Regions from separate parts of the Mus musculus genome. Here region 2 is linked to region 1. Evidence: chromatin contacts called from ENCODE POLR2A ChIA-PET data. All regions are on one chromosome and are shown on one strand. Each heading gives the region's core, a stretch centred on a gene start or an enhancer-like site at or near the end of the contact. The rest is flanking DNA. Distances are from core to core; before and after follow the strand shown.

Evidence for each region. ChIA-PET counts read pairs that join two places held with the same protein, here RNA polymerase II (POLR2A).
Region 2: POLR2A ChIA-PET joins it to region 1 with 50 read pairs in Patski. The contact joins the promoter of 1700013F07Rik here to the promoter of Sars in region 1. POLR2A ChIA-PET finds 5 or more read pairs at or near these places in 4 of 5 experiments (Patski and embryonic stem cell).

What each region holds. Positions count from the first base shown.
Region 1 is chr3:108,442,392-108,450,028 of GRCm38, reverse strand. Sars (seryl-aminoacyl-tRNA synthetase) reads left to right here and starts at 4,770. Exons shown (of 11, transcript NM_001204979.1): 1 at 4,770-5,032. The coding sequence starts at 4,897.
Region 2 is chr3:108,534,879-108,542,515 of GRCm38, reverse strand. 1700013F07Rik (RIKEN cDNA 1700013F07 gene) reads right to left here and starts at 4,932. Exons shown (of 5, transcript NM_029314.1): 1 at 4,817-4,932; 2 at 1-28. The coding sequence starts at 4,897. Elapor1 (endosome-lysosome associated apoptosis and autophagy regulator 1) reads left to right here and starts at 5,975. Exons shown (of 22, transcript NM_001346518.1): 1 at 5,975-6,220. The coding sequence starts at 6,068.

The sequences.
Region 1 (7,637 bases), core at 3,521-6,020:
ACACACACACACACACACACATAAACACACACACACATAAACACACACACCTTAAAAAAAATAAAACCAAAGTGTCTTAGGAAACCAGAAAGGTATCTAACCAGTCTGGGAGACAGGACAGACAGTGCTGGAGAGGGCTTCCCAGGAGAAGGAAAAGCTAGTCAGAGCAAAGAAGGGGAAGAGAATTCCAGGTAAAAGGAGCTTGCGCAAAGAAGGCCCCAAAGCAAGGAGGGGAGTATGTGTGTGGTAAGGAGAGAGGAAGGGGCATTTCCAGAAGTGAAACACCTCCCAGAAGCTGGTGGGCAGCAGGCAGAGGGAGTGCCATGTTTGGACAATCTCCCCAGGACAGCAGGTGTTCCTCATGTCGTGGTGACCCCCATTCATAAAATTATTTTTGTTGCTATTTCATAGCTGTATTTTTGCGACTGTTATGAATCAGTAATGTAAATATCTGAAATACAAGATATCTGATATGAGTTCCCTGTAAGGGTTGTGAGCCACAGGCTGAGAGCAACAGTCTTGAGTCATCTCTACACTTGGGGGATGGAGGTCAGAAGATCAAGAGTTTAAGGTCATCGTCAGCTGCACAATGATTTTGAGGCGCTATCCTCAAAACACACACACACAAAAATAAAAAACCAAATAGTTTGACTGGGGAGCACTGGCCTAATTCCACACAGTTGAATGAGGAGCACCAGTGGCTGGCCTAATCCCATACAGTTGTCTCTGGCTCTGTCACTTTAAATTGTTTTTTCCTCTCCTGAGTTTCTTTTGAAGTTACCTTGGGTTCCAGGAATCACAGAAATGATTGATAAATATCTTTATGAACAAATGACCCAAACTGCTTCCAAGCAGCCGCAGAAATCTACAGAAGAAACCCCTAGCCCCACCGGTGCGGGTGATTATCCTCAACGATAAGGCTGCCGCATCGTAGCATCAGAACCGGACTGTTCTGGGCAAATGAGAACAGCCATCGCAACCTCTCTATGGTTCCTGGTAGAACCAGATCGAGATGATGACCAATCGAGCTCTGGTCATAACCAGGACTACCTGTTCCATCTCTGTCCCCTAAACAGACCCCAAACCTTCCTTTCTGTCCCCTTTCTTGCCCTACCTCTCTCCTTTCCAGTGCTGGAATCTGAACCAGGGCTTTGAGTATGCAAGGCAAGGATTCTATAGATGAGTTAAGTCCCTGATTCTGTTAGTCTTGGAGACAGACTTGAGAGTCACTGGCCCCATTTCTCTGTTTTCCCCAAAGTGATCGTGTTGGTGAAAAGCCTCCATCCTTTGTCCTTTGTGACTACTGTCTCTTTGGTGTGCTGAGTGGGTGGCTAGTCTCTCGGGACATTTGAAGCCTTGACTTAGTAACATGAGCACACTCGGGGACATGCCTGTTCCTAAAGTGACTTTCTGAGTACTGACAGGCTTCCTGTGCAGCCCTACCTCCAGGCCACAAAGCCATTGCTTTGGGCAGTAACTGTGCTCTCCTTACTCATCCAAGGTAACGCATCTTCCTGCCTTTGAATTTGTGGGTTTGGGCTCTGTACTTACCAAGCTGTGAACTCGTTGCATTTGGCTACAGGGTCACAGTCTCAGGCTAGCTTTAGAACATAGTGAGACTTGAGAAAGTAAGGAAGGGATGGAAGGAATGAGGGAGGGAGAGAGAAGGGAGGAATAAAGGAAGGGAAGGAGGACGAGAAAAGCAAGAGAAGGAAAAGAGGTGGCTGGTTTCCTTCAGCACTAAAATCCTGATCTTTAGCTGACAAACAGACTGGGCTGTTCTGTTACTTGTTATGCTTCCAGGTAGCACCAGATTTTAATTGTATTACGTTTTTATTTATGTTATACTTGTTGGGGGTGTATGTGCAACATGGGAGTCAGTTCTTTCCTTCCAATTTCTGGAGCCCAGGGATTGAATGCGAGACTTTAAGGTTCCAGTCAAGCACCTTTCCCTGGTGCGTCATCTCACCAGCTAGCCTTAGCACAAGCATTTTTAAAGACAGGTAGCTATTTATTTATTTACTTATTTATTTATATTTTTCTTAAAAGACTATCTAGAATTACTTAGAAAGACTTATTTTTAATTAATTGATTTGTTAATTAACTTTGGTTTTCTTTTTTTTTAAAGATTGATTGATTGATTGATTTAATGTATGTGAGTACACTGTCCTCAGACACACCAGAAGAAGGTATCAGATCCTATTACAGATGGCTGTGAGCCACCATGTGGTTGCTGGGAATTGAACTCAGGACCTTTTGGAAGAGCAGTCAGTGCTCTTAACTGTGGGAAGCCACATGTGCCGTTGCAGAGTGGCACTGACTACTGCTGGCCACCACGCATAAGTTTGGACAAACAACCAATGTGTACATATGCAGTAAAGTTTTTTGCAAAGACACTGCCTGGCCCGGGCATGATAATGAGGCTTTGAGAGTATAACCAATCAGATGTGAGACATGCAAATGAGGAATAATAATGAGGCTCTGTGAGGTACAGAGAGAGAGAGTAGCCAATCAGATGAGGAACATGCAAATGAGGCTTAGTGCATAACCAATTCGGGTGTGAGACACGCCTCTCCTAGGCCTATATAAGCAGCACCAGTTCTGGGCTCCGGGTCTCTTAGCCTCTGCAATCAAGCTCTCCCAATAAACGTGTGCAGAAGGATCCTGTTGCAGCGTTGTTCTTGCTGGTCGAGTCTGGCGCGCAAGACTTAACCTCTGAGCCACCTCTCCAGATCCTTAACTTTTGGTTTTTCAAGACAGGGTTTCTCTGTGTAACCTTGGCTGACTTCGAACTTGCTCTGTAGACCAGGTTGGCCTCAAACTCATAGAGATCTGCCTATCTCTGCCTCCCCAGTACTGGGATTAAATTAGTAAGCCATCACTGCCCAGTAAATAATTTATTTTTATTTCATATGCACTGGTGGGGTTTGTCTGCATGCACGTCTGTTTGAGGGTGCCAGATCCACCGGAACTGGAGTAACACAGAGTTGTGAGCTGCCACCTGGGTGCTGGGAATTGAACCTTGGTCCTCTAAAAGAGAAGCCATCGGTCTTATCTGCTGAGCCATCTCTCCAGCCCAAAGAGAGGTATTTATAAACAATAATAAAACTAATAGAAAAAAAAAACCCTGGAGTTTGTTTTGTTTGTTTTTGAGAGGCCAGAATTTCAAAGTGATTTCTGGAATTACACTATAAAGGACTGATGCACTCCTTAGGCCCCACCTCTCAAAGCACCTGCCATTGTTTTCATACCTTAGATTACACGGATCTTACCCTCTCAGGGGTTCAGTGACCCCCAACACTTTGATGACAGTCTTCAAGTATTTTCTGCAAAGACTGCAGCTCTCTATCCTTAACATTTATTATTATAACTTCTCTTGGCTGCTTTCCATTTTCCAGCCGTCCGATTGCTAGATACTCAGGAAAGTGTTCTTTTTAGGAGAAGACACAGGAAGGGGAGAGCAGGTTTGTGGGTTCCGTGTTAGTTAATGTTTTCTACTGTGTGAGAGCAGTAGGTTTTTGGTTTGGTTGTATGTGTGTTTGGTTTTTGAGACAGATTCTCACTACACAGCTCTGGCTGGCTTGGAGTTCGGTATTTAGAACAGGCTGGCCTTGACTTTACAGAGCTCTCTACCTCCGATGTGATATAAAAGGCACCTACTACTAAGCCTGACTAGGTTTGGGTTTTTTGGAGACATGCTGGCCCTGAACTCATGCACCCGCTGCTCCCACTCACAAGGGATGCACATGGACATGCACTACCACATCTGGCCAAGAGAGGTAATTTCAAATGAGGTCTTCTCACTTTAAGAGTAACAGGTGTGTGTAGGTTGGGCTTGGTGGCACACCCCTTTGATACCAGAGACTCCCCAGGAAGAGGCAGGCATCTCTGTCTGAAGCCAGCCTGGTCTACATAGTGAGCTCCAGGACAGCCAGGCCTATAGATTCTATCTCAACAAACAAAACAAACAAACAGACAAAAAGAATAACTTGAACGTGTTGATAGAATAGCCTGGCAATGCTCAAATTACATAAACATAGAATAGTTTCAATCGTAAATATAAGCTACAACTTCTTGCAAAGGTCTATTGGATTTGGGTGAGGGATATGTGAGAAGAGAGGTGTGCTCATCTCATGGACTGTCTTCTGACACCCAACCCTTCTTCCCCTGGTTTTCAACACAAAACTGTAGCCAAAGCTGCAGGAGACCGGGAGGGGACAAGCTCAGATTATCCTGCCTCCTAGCCTCCCTCCAGTGTCTCTGTTTATTAAGTCCATCAGGGTCTCTAACCTTGTCCTTTTATCTCAGGGGGGCTTGGCAAAGGTTTGTTGCGGGAGGAAGGGGGTAGGGCTAGTATAAAAAGAAAAATAAAGGATGAAATGGCACACATCTTTAATCCCAACATTTTGTTTGAGGCTGGCCAGGTTTACATAGTTGCTAGTCAGAGCTACACTGTGAGACCCTGTATCAAAACAAAAAGCCCCAGGGCTCGAGAATCTTGAGGGTAGGTAACTGGGTGTGTGCTCTGTAATCAAGATAGAGGAAAACTGGCATCTGCAAAGTGCATTGTCTTCCAAGTCAGCTTCGGTCCACACCGAGATACTCCCTTCAACCAGAGGAACCTGAGGCATTCACGATTTCAGTGGGGGGCGATCAGAAGGCCTTTCAGTAAGGAGTTCAGCAGAGAAACAACCCGCATAAGGCTACCACGCCCTTTTCACTTCTCACCACTCCCTCTGGACCCTGCCTAACACTGCGGCTTCCGGCGAGCTAGGCGCCGCCCCCTCCCGGGCTGCCGGGTGCCTGCGCAGTGAGACCAGGTCAGCGCGCAGGCGCAGTGCATCGTCCACCCGCCGCTTACAGTCCTCTCTTAGTGTTAACTGGTGAGGTAGAAGGATGGTGCTGGACCTGGATTTGTTTCGGGTGGATAAAGGAGGGGACCCAGCCCTCATTCGAGAGACGCAGGAGAAGCGCTTCAAGGACCCGGGGCTGGTGGACCAGCTGGTGAAAGCAGACAGTGAGTGGCGACGATGTAAGTACCAGGAGCTCGCAGTATCCCTTGAATCCCTCATGGCTTCAGAGGTCACAGCTTACAGCTTTTGTCAGATGCTCCCGCGACTGGCCGGCTCTACCGGCTTGTCCGTAGAACAAGCTGGGAACCGGGCTTGTCCCCCTCTCCCTGCAGCTCCCGCGGCCTGGGTCCCTCCCCGCGCGTGCTCTATGCTGACTGCCGCCAGTGCTTTAGGAAGGAGCTGCACGCACGCACGCGCAGGGAGAGCTGTCAGGCCCTTGCGTAGCTACAGCAAGCCAGAGCTGGAGTTTTACTTGGGGGGCGGGCTGGGAATTAATTTTCTATACATTTTGGTCATTCTCAGTGTTTTATTCGTCTTTAGCAAACCCAGCGTAGTCCTCCGGGTTTTGCAGGGATCAAAGGCTGCTCTCTCAGACTGAGTGACTTCTGCAGCACCCTAGGATTACTCCACCCCAGTCGAACCATCTGGGGACTTTGGAGGCTACTCTTGACTAAATGCAGTGACCCTGAAATTTGGGGTGGCCACTTCTCCAACCCTGAAGGCATACCTTTAAGAATCAGGCTTTTCCGTGCTAGATCAGATAGGACGGAGGGGTGCTGTAAGGCAAGAAAAAGCTTGTAATTACTGAGGATGGTTGTGATTTGTGGTAGTTTTCTGGAAAAGACGTTGGCAGCGTAGAAGTGACCCATCGTCATTCAGGAAATTAAAAGAAGCTCTAGAATCCTCTGCCTCCCAAGTGATCACCTGGCAGACCGGATGTTGTCAGTGGCATGTGACTCGGGTAGTCTGATGCAATAGGTCTGCAACCAGCTGAGAACCTGGTTTATAAGAGCACTGCTAAGGCAATCCCACGATCCAAGAGTGTCTCCCTCCTACTCCCACCCTCCAAAATAAACAGGATTTCTTTCTCTCTGTAGCCCTGGCTATCCTGGAACTTGCTCTGTAGACCAGGCTGGCCTTGAACTCAGAGATCCACTTGCCTCTGCTTCGAGAGTGATCAAGGGTGTGTGCCACCATACCCATAGGGGTGTTTTGTGGACATGATTTTACTGTTAAAAAGCTTCTTTGGTATCAAAACATATTTGCTTAGCTGACAGTTGTGTACCTGTTCTGTATGTCTCAGGTACTCTAATAGGGTAATTTGTCAGAGTTTACACTTGGACCAAAAGTTTTGAATTGGTCTAAACTGAACTCCCCTTTTTTGTTTAAGATAAAGAATATTTGGGGGGTACCTGCCTTTAATCCCAGGACTCTAGGGGTCAGAAAGAGATAGATGTCCGAGATTGAGACTAGCCTGGTCTACATAGTGAGTTTCAGGCCAGTCAGTGCTACATAGTGAGAGCCTCTCTTGGAAGGAGATACTCTGAGATGGACTTGGTGGCATTCACATATTATCCTAACACAAGGTAGTCGGAGGCAGGAGGATATGCATTTCAAGGCCAGCAGACCCTGCCTCAAAAACAAAACACCTTGGTTCCGAGCACCTTGCCTTGAATCATAATCAGAAATAGCAAGATTTCTGTACCTATCTATTCTGACTAATGTGATTTTAAATATGTTAGTGGTCTCTTGCATAGAATGTGCACATATAGGAAATTTTGACCCTTACCTGAAGAGATATTGGTAGGTTCTTTAGGGATCAATAGTATAGACAGGCATTAAAGGACAACTTTAAAAAGTGAGCGTTTGTTTTCAAGATGAGGCCTGGCAATTTTGTCCAGGCTAGTGTAGAACTCAGTGGGCCCAAGTAGTCCTCTCCTCTCAGCTGGGGGTCCAGATCTGCCTCCACGCCTGGCTTTAAAGGTGGTGAGCACTAATCATACCAGGAACTATTGACAGTTATTTAAAAAGAGGACCAGAAGTTGGGAGAGAAGTTGGGCCCTGAGCAGAACTGGAGACGGGGTAGATGGATAAAAATCTTTTTAAAAGAAATGCATAGCGCCTGGAGAGATGGCTCAGTGGGTAAGAGCACTGACTTGCTCTTCCAGAGGTCCTGAGTTCAAATCGCAGCAACTACATGGTGCCTCACAACCATCAGTAATGGGATTTAATGCCCTCTTCTGGTAGACAGAGACAATGTACTCAGATGCATAAAATAAATAAATCTTTTTAAAAATGCATATAAAGGGAAGAGATTTTACTTTTTTCAAACAGGGTCTCATGTAGTCCCTTTGGAGTGAGGCTGGCCTTAAACTAATTCTGCTTCTCATGTCCATTATTCTGGAATTTCAAGTGTGTACCACCACAGCAGGCTTAAAGGTATGTGTGTGTGTGTGTGTGTGTGTGTGTGTGTTTGTGTTTGCAGTGTTTGAACCTAGGTTTTAGTACATGCTAGATAAGTATGCTACCACCGAGTTATGCATAACTAACTAACTTCCTTCCTTTCTTTCTTTGGAGCTAGGTTCTTGCTATGTTGCTTATTCTGTCTTTAAACTGGCAGTCTTGCTCTAGTGTCCCAAGCAGCTGGGAATATACTCACACACAGTCATGCTTCCTTATTTTCTAAATTTTATTTGAGACTGTCTCCTCTCATTACAGTGCAGCTCTGGCTGCCCTCAGACTCACGTGGTCCACCTTCCTCTGTGTTCGGGGATTAAAGGCCCC
Region 2 (7,637 bases), core at 3,683-6,182, 92 kb before region 1:
GGTGAGCTGGGTTCTTATACAGCGATTTCTGCAAGAGAAACCACACACAGGACCTAGTTCCCAGACACCTTGCTGACGCAGTATGGCTCATGTGCTTCATCCCGTTGTATGGAGAGGCACAGTAGCAGGGGCGACGACTCCCTGAGCTCTCTGAGTGAGAAATCATTGAAGTGGGCCTTGGAAACAAGAAACCGGTGGGTCGGGAACCTGGAAATAAAGAAGGGGGCTCAGGGAGCCGGGCATGACGATGATATGGTCATGTTTATAAGTCCCAAGTTTGGATTTCTAATGAACAGAAAACCGGAAGTGTATGGCTTGCTGGAGCACTGGAAACAAATAAGATAAAGCAAGTTGTCCACATGCAGTAGTAGTTGAGGTGTGCAGAAGAGGAACTCAACTAAAAGGCTCTATTTTCACTAGGGCAGGAAGAGTCCCATGAGAGGCGAAGGGGAACAAAGAATGTGTGTTGTCTAGGTGAGAAAAAGATTATTCAAGGAAGAATAACTCACGGAGGAAAGGAACATCATAAAAGAAGTCATCAGACACTCAGTTCTATAAACACCACAGACATTGTGAGAAAAAATTTGATTTTTCTTGTATATAGAAAATGAATATTTTCACCACTGCATGTGTCCTCAGTAGCAAGGACAATGACCTAACACAGGTACTTAAAAACTAGGGCCTGATCAAACCAGTGGCCGAACTCTACCAATAGCCTACTATCTAGCCTCCTCTCCCATCACATAGCAAACTGCTGTATGATTAACTCAGATAAATCTTAGTTGAACAGCAGGATCAGACAAGAATGTAAAATATGTATACGTGATGCAAATACAGATTCAGCTACTGCCTTTGCTCTGCTGTGTCTCCAAGTGGCTCTGCCACACTCTACAAAAGCTATACAGGGCTCAACATCTTCTCTATTGGCACAAGGAGATGGCCTTTCACTAAGGCCAGGTGGTGGTGGTGCATGCCTTTGGCAGACAGAGGCAGAGGAGGCAGAGGCAGAGGCAGAGGCAGAGGCAGAGGCAGAGGCAGAGGCAGAGGCAGAGGCAGAGGCAGAGGCAGAGGCAGAGGCAGAGGCAGAGGCAGAGGCAGAGGCAGAGGCAGAGGCAGAGGCAGGCAGATCTCTGAATTAGAAGGCACCCTGGTCTACATAGCAAGTTCCAGGACAACCAGGGCTACATAGAGAAACCCTGTCCTCAAAATCAGAACCAAACAACAACAATAAAAATGAAAGGCTGAATATAAGTATAAATGAGAGGAGGCAGAAGCAGGTGGATCTCTGTGAGTTTGAGGATAGCCTGGTCTACAGACAAGTTCTAGGTCTGTCGGGGCTACACAGAGAAACCCTGTCCAAAACAAACAAACAAAAACAAACAGAAAAAAAATCCAACTATCAACACTGATGCCAATCTGCAGACTCTCTCTCCTTTGATCAAGAGGAGAAGTCTCTTTACTCAGGAGGAAGTTTCTCTAGACCCAGCCCTTCCCAGTCCTTTCCATATGTACTGTTCCCCACCCCCTCCTCTGACCCCACCCTCTGTACCATCTGACCTATGGTGCTGTATCTACCACCCTGTCACCTTCTCCACAGAAACACCCTTCTTCAAGGGTCAACAATTACTAACTCCCCTTCCTCCCCATTCCTGTCTCCAACCCTTTATGTTCTTGCCTCTCCTCCAGTGTCCATTGAAACTGGTTATTGACCTATGACCTCTGTGGCTTCTAGAAGGATCTTTCCAGCCCTCATCTTTTTTTTTTCTTTTTCTTTTTCTTTTTCTTTTTCTTTTTTTTTTTTTTTTTTTTTTGGTTCCTGAGACACTTCTGGCACCGTAACTCTGAAACCCCACCAATACTTCTCCATCCTGTAGGCCAACTCCATCCGGTTTAACTCCGGTCTCTGGCTGTTACACTTTCCTTCTCTGCTCAGGCTTCTCAAGAGAGTATCTTTTTGTTTGTTTTATTTTTTTTAACTATTTTTATTTTATGTGCATTGGTGCATGCATGTCTGTGTGAGGACGTCAGAGCCAGGAGTTACAGACACTTATGAGCTACCAAGTGGGTGCTGGGAATTGAACTCAAGACCTCTGAAAGACCAGTCAATGCTCTTAACCACTAAGCCATCTATCTCTCCAGTCCCTCATGTCTTACTCTTATATTCACAGGGCAGGCGGCTTTTCTACTACACTTTTAAACAGCACATAAGCCGTGTAGCTCCTAGACATACATTTTCAACCCTACCTTCTCAAGCCTGCATAACACACAATCATTTAAAGATTTCAGAGGCACCACACAAGCACCTACATAATTGATGTCAACATCTTTCTGTTCAAACCTGCTTCCTTAAGATGCTCCATTTCAGTAATGGTGTTAATTGAACCCCCGGAAATCCAGGAGTCTATCTTGTATTTATCCATTTCCTTATACCCATGTGGAGTCAGGCATCAAATCCCACTGCCTGGTCCTTTGCATCCTTCTCAAACTCGCATCTTATCACCTGTCACTGATGTCGGTTACTCTTCTGTTCATCACCTGCCCACCGGTTGACTACTGCACCTGCTTCCCAATGACCACTGCACTTGCCTCCCAGCAGGTGCCCTTCTGTCTCGCTCCCAGCCTAGCCAGTCCACTGCTCCATGTGATTTCTTCCCTTTTCTTTTTCAAGCCAGAAGAGCCTCTATTTATTGGTCACCAATTCTGTAATAGGAGTCTCTGAACATTGACAAATGTAATCTTTTAATATTAGCACACACTAACTATACAAAACAGGCTTCATCGTGATAGCACAGAGAACTCCGACCATATTTCCCCGCCCCCCAACCCTGTTATCCTCTCTCATTCCTCTTCCAATTAGTCCCCTTTCTACGTTCATGTCTCATTCCCACTTGCTTTGTTAGGGGTCAAACTCAGGCTAGGCAAGTTCAACCCCTTAGATACTGTCTCACATCCTTAAATATAAGAGTAGATTTTACATATGCCACATCTGCCTTTCTGAATCTGCCTCATCTGTCTTATTATGTTGCATCCAACTCCTGGAAAATATAACTGTCCTTTATGACTAAATGATACTTGGTTGTTTATGTCTCTCACATATAGCCATTCATGTGGGCAGATACCTAGGCTATTTTTTTTTAAATTGGGGACTGTGATTATCAGAGCCATAGTAAATACCTACATGTGTAGGCATCCTTCTGCTAACTCAATTCCTTTGGGTATCCAGGACTTCCACAGCAAGCTATCTTGAGACTCTAATTTCTCTTTCACTGCAGCTACATGCAGCTATTCATAGTTGTCAAGGATATAATCAAAGTACGTGTCTAGCAGCAGTGACTTATTTACAATTAACTCAATGGAGCTGAGCATATGATACTCGTAAGACCAATCCCATAAATGTTAACAGCATCCTCTCTTGATCAAGTTTATCCACATAGGCCACCAGTTTTGGTTTTTGAGACAGTGTCTCATATAATTTAGACTAGTCTCGACCTTGCTATGTAGTCAAGCCTGTAGGCCCTCGATTTGGCTTATACTTATACACTGAACACACATTTACTGAAAGACATGTCACAGCTGTGTGTGATTTCTAACACTCTGTGACACTCTAGTACTTGAAGTCTCGTGATTCCCAACAGCTCTGTGATGGCTCCTAGCCCACTAACACAATGCTCACAGCATTCAGCCACCGAGGTCGTCTCTAGCACCAGTCTGAGTGTCGCTGTTTCGCACTGACATTCGACTTTTCTGGAGTTAGCAGTTCTCCAGGATGCTCTGTCTCTCCTTCGAATGTATCTGCACCTACTGCTTCCTATCCCCAGTAGCTGATATTTCTTTCCTTCTTTCTAACTTCACACACACAAACACACACACGCACACCTTTTTCACGTGTCTCAGGTAACTCAACAGATGTCACTCACTTTCTTTTAGAAACCCCTCCTTTATGCCCCTATTCTTGGGCACTCTACCTATGACTCCACCACAGTGCATGTGCCTCTGAGGGAAGTGCATTTTGGTTTTTGTTATGTCTGTGGGTTTGGTTGTTTGTTTGTAAACAGATTCTCATAGCTCAGGCAGGCTGAGAGTTCCTGGTCGTCCCCTTCACCCACCAAATATGAGGATCAGTTGTGCTACCCACTAAGTGACTGATGCAGGGGCTGGCCTGTCTTCCTTACTAAGCTAACCGGACAGTAACTATATCTAAATTGAGGCTATGTTTTCTCAGTGTTTCCCAGCATGCCTGGCACATAAGCCGCAAATATTGAAGAAAAGGAAATTCTTTGGTGTTGTTATCAAGCTCAAATTACCACTTAATTCGCTTTATTGTGCATCTCTTCAAATATCCCAAATACTCAGACTAGGAAAAAGATGGTGTATATTTCCACTGAACATAACTAAACACACACACGTATACAAATGTGTTCTTGCATCAGCCAGAGGCCAGAGGTACCATGAAGACTTGCTTGAAGTATGACCTGGTGTCTTTCAGAGATTTTCTTCCATTCTACCTCTCATCTGTCTTTGGAGTACACATGCCAAGCCAAGACAAAAGGGTAGCTTGGTGGAACCCTGACTATTATTATATTTCCCCATCATTTATATTCCCCATCACTGCTTTGACAGACCTTGTTCTACATTAGAGCTCAGTTCCCTTCCCTCTGCTCAAAACCACTTCCAAAACGTTATCAGACGCAAATAGCGGACCTAGGAGACAGGCAGAAAACAGATTTCTTTGATACTTGGTGATCTCATCAGAGTTAGGTTACCAAGAATTTCCTGCAGGCCCCACTGGGAATTTGCTGAGGAAACCTCAATGTACCTTAGAAGCCCACAGATTTCCCAAATGTTTGTCTTCGTCGCGTAAGGCAGGGTTCGAGAAAGTTTCCTGAGGCTGAAGCATGTTTAAAGGCCCAGAGACGCACGCTTACTCCCTGGAGACTAGTGCAGCCTCAGCACGACCTGGTTCGCAGAGGATCCCGGGTCCCAATTGTTTGGAACGCCCAATTTTTAGTTGCTAGGCAGCTATCCCTCCAGTTATGACAGATGTATTCTGATGCGCCACCTGGCGGTTCAACTAAGAAGGCTCCTTGAGAGGAGGCTGCTGTGAATGGAGGGAAGGCGACCTGGATACGCACTCTGGAGCCTCTGTTGGAAAACGCTGGCTTCCCAAGGCATGGGATTTCTGCGAAAGCTGACGAAAGAAACACTAAAAGATGACCCAAATGTTTCCTTCTCGCTTTCACCTAAAAGAGAGCTTCCCCATTTTCAAATCAACGAGAGTAAGAGAATGTCAATATATATATATATATATATATATATATATATATATATATATATATATATATATATATATATATATCTCAAAGATCTCACGTGTCCTACTTGCAAAACTGTCGATTAGGTCACACTCCTTGCTGTTTAACTATGCAGACGTCATGGTTGCTCACTGAGACGGCTGTAAAAACGTGGATGGATTTGGTGGGGAGGAAGGATGGAACTAGTTTTTGCAGTTAGTGCTGGGGCCACTCTAGGAGACCATCCCTGGAAGATAACGAAGACGCCTGTCTTCCCCTAATCGTTTTACATGCCATGTTTACAAAATAAGATATGCTTAGAAATAGCCCCCTGCCCGGAAGAGTAATAGGTGCGAAATGAGCTGCTGCAGATGTTTTGGAGGGTTTCTCTACTGCGTGCTTTACGTAAGCCTGTTCGGTTAGTTGCAAACCCTGGCTCGTGCACTCCCACGCCGCGCGCCAGCGGTGGCGGCTGCCATGGAGACCGGCAGGTGAGCCGCACAGGCGCGCGTGGTCCCTGCCCCACCCGCGCTGAGCGAAGAGGATGCGGTTGTCAAGGCGACATGGATAGGAGGAGGAGAGGACCGAGGGAGGAAGAAGGATGGGCTGCCTTGGCGTAGCCGCAGGGAGGTGACTGAAGCGAGTCCAGCCCCTTGCATCCTCCCCCTGTGTACCTCCCTCCTCTTTTTTTTTTTTTTTTTTTTTTTCCTCCTCTGCCAGCATAAGCAGCCACCGCAGCACCTGAGCCGCTACTGCCGCTGGCTCAGGACAGCGCTATGGCAGAGCCTGGTCACAACCCCCATCCTTCTGCCAGAGACGGAGGAAAAACTGAAAGGCGCACACCCCGGCTTCTGTGGCTGTTGCTTTGGGCTGGGACCACCTTCCAGGTGACCCTGGGAACCGGACCCGAGCTTCACGCCTGCAAAGAGGTACTGTCCACTCCACCCCCTTGACCTGATCTCACTTTGGGAAAAAAAAAAAAAAAAAAAAAAAAGAGCTAAAAAGCCTAGATCCAGATAGAGACCTTGGAGATCCAGTCACAGTTTCAGGGGCCATAGAGTTCAATTTTTTTCTAGGGATGAGTAGGAGCTGGAGCGAGGGAAGCAGGCTGGTGTCGTCATGGGGGAGGCCAGCCCATCGGAGGACTCCTAAAATAGATCACCCTCAGGAGCTCTCAGCAGCTCTGGCTCAGGGAGTAAGGTCCGAAAGAGTGACAGTTCTCAGAAAGAAAGAGAAAGAAGACAGTAGCTGCTTCCCAGATGGGTGAAATTACCTAGAGAGTGATTGGAAACATCGAGAGACCAAACAGAAAGAGGAAAGGAGGGAACTGGGATAAAAGTAAAGTTAAGGACTGGTAGTAGACTGGGGTCAGAAGCCCTTGGGTCTGAGGGTGGGAAGCTCGGGAGACCAGCCGTAGGATCCTACCTAGTAAGTGCCCTCTGTGTTAACATCCAGTTGCTCGCAGCTGCTGGCTGAGGCCCTCCTGGAACGCTTTGCCTGTTCCCTTGCACACTTTGGTTAGTGTTTAGCACATGTCCCACCTTCTCTAGATTTTGAATTCTACAACATATCCCCCCCCACTCTTTCCTTTGAACTTATGTTAGCATATGCCACAAGTCCTTTTCAAGGTGTCTCTAAAATGTTAACAACATAATTCACAAAAGAGGTAGTGAATGTCTTCTAACAACCACAACAACAAAAATGATTTTGAAAATTGGTTTTTGGGGGGACATATGACAAGACAATAGGAATACCAAAGTTAAATAGTTTTGGTATTAGTGAAATAACGATATTTGGTTTGTGCTGTAAGTGACTTAAAAACATATGGTAGAGACAACATTGAAATATTTACAAAAAGTATATTGGGGAAGGCAGAATAAAATTTATGCAGAATGTGAGAGATTTGAAAACATGTCAAAAGTCTAGCACTGTAGGGGAGATGCTAAATATCAAACCTAGCTAAGGTTTTGAGGGGTTAAAATAGTCCTTTAAGTCACCAGTGTTAATTAACAATGCCAGTGCAGTCCCATAAATACAATTATGGAGGGTCCTAACCACTAGCCTATCTACAACATAGCAAATCACAAAAGAAGCAAGTGGGATTCATTAATATTTGAGTGGCCCATAGGTACTGGACTTGGTGTTGCATCCCTTTAATCGCCAGCACTTAGGAGGCAGAGGCAGGTGGGTCTTTGTGAGTTTGAGGCCAGCTTAATCTACAAATCGGGTTCTAGGACATAGCATGTTCCACAAAGGGAGGAAAAAATGGCTCTGGCTCAGGGGTGAAGAGAACTTGCTGCCTTTGTAGAAAATCTGAACTCAGTTCTCAGAAGGCATATGACAGCT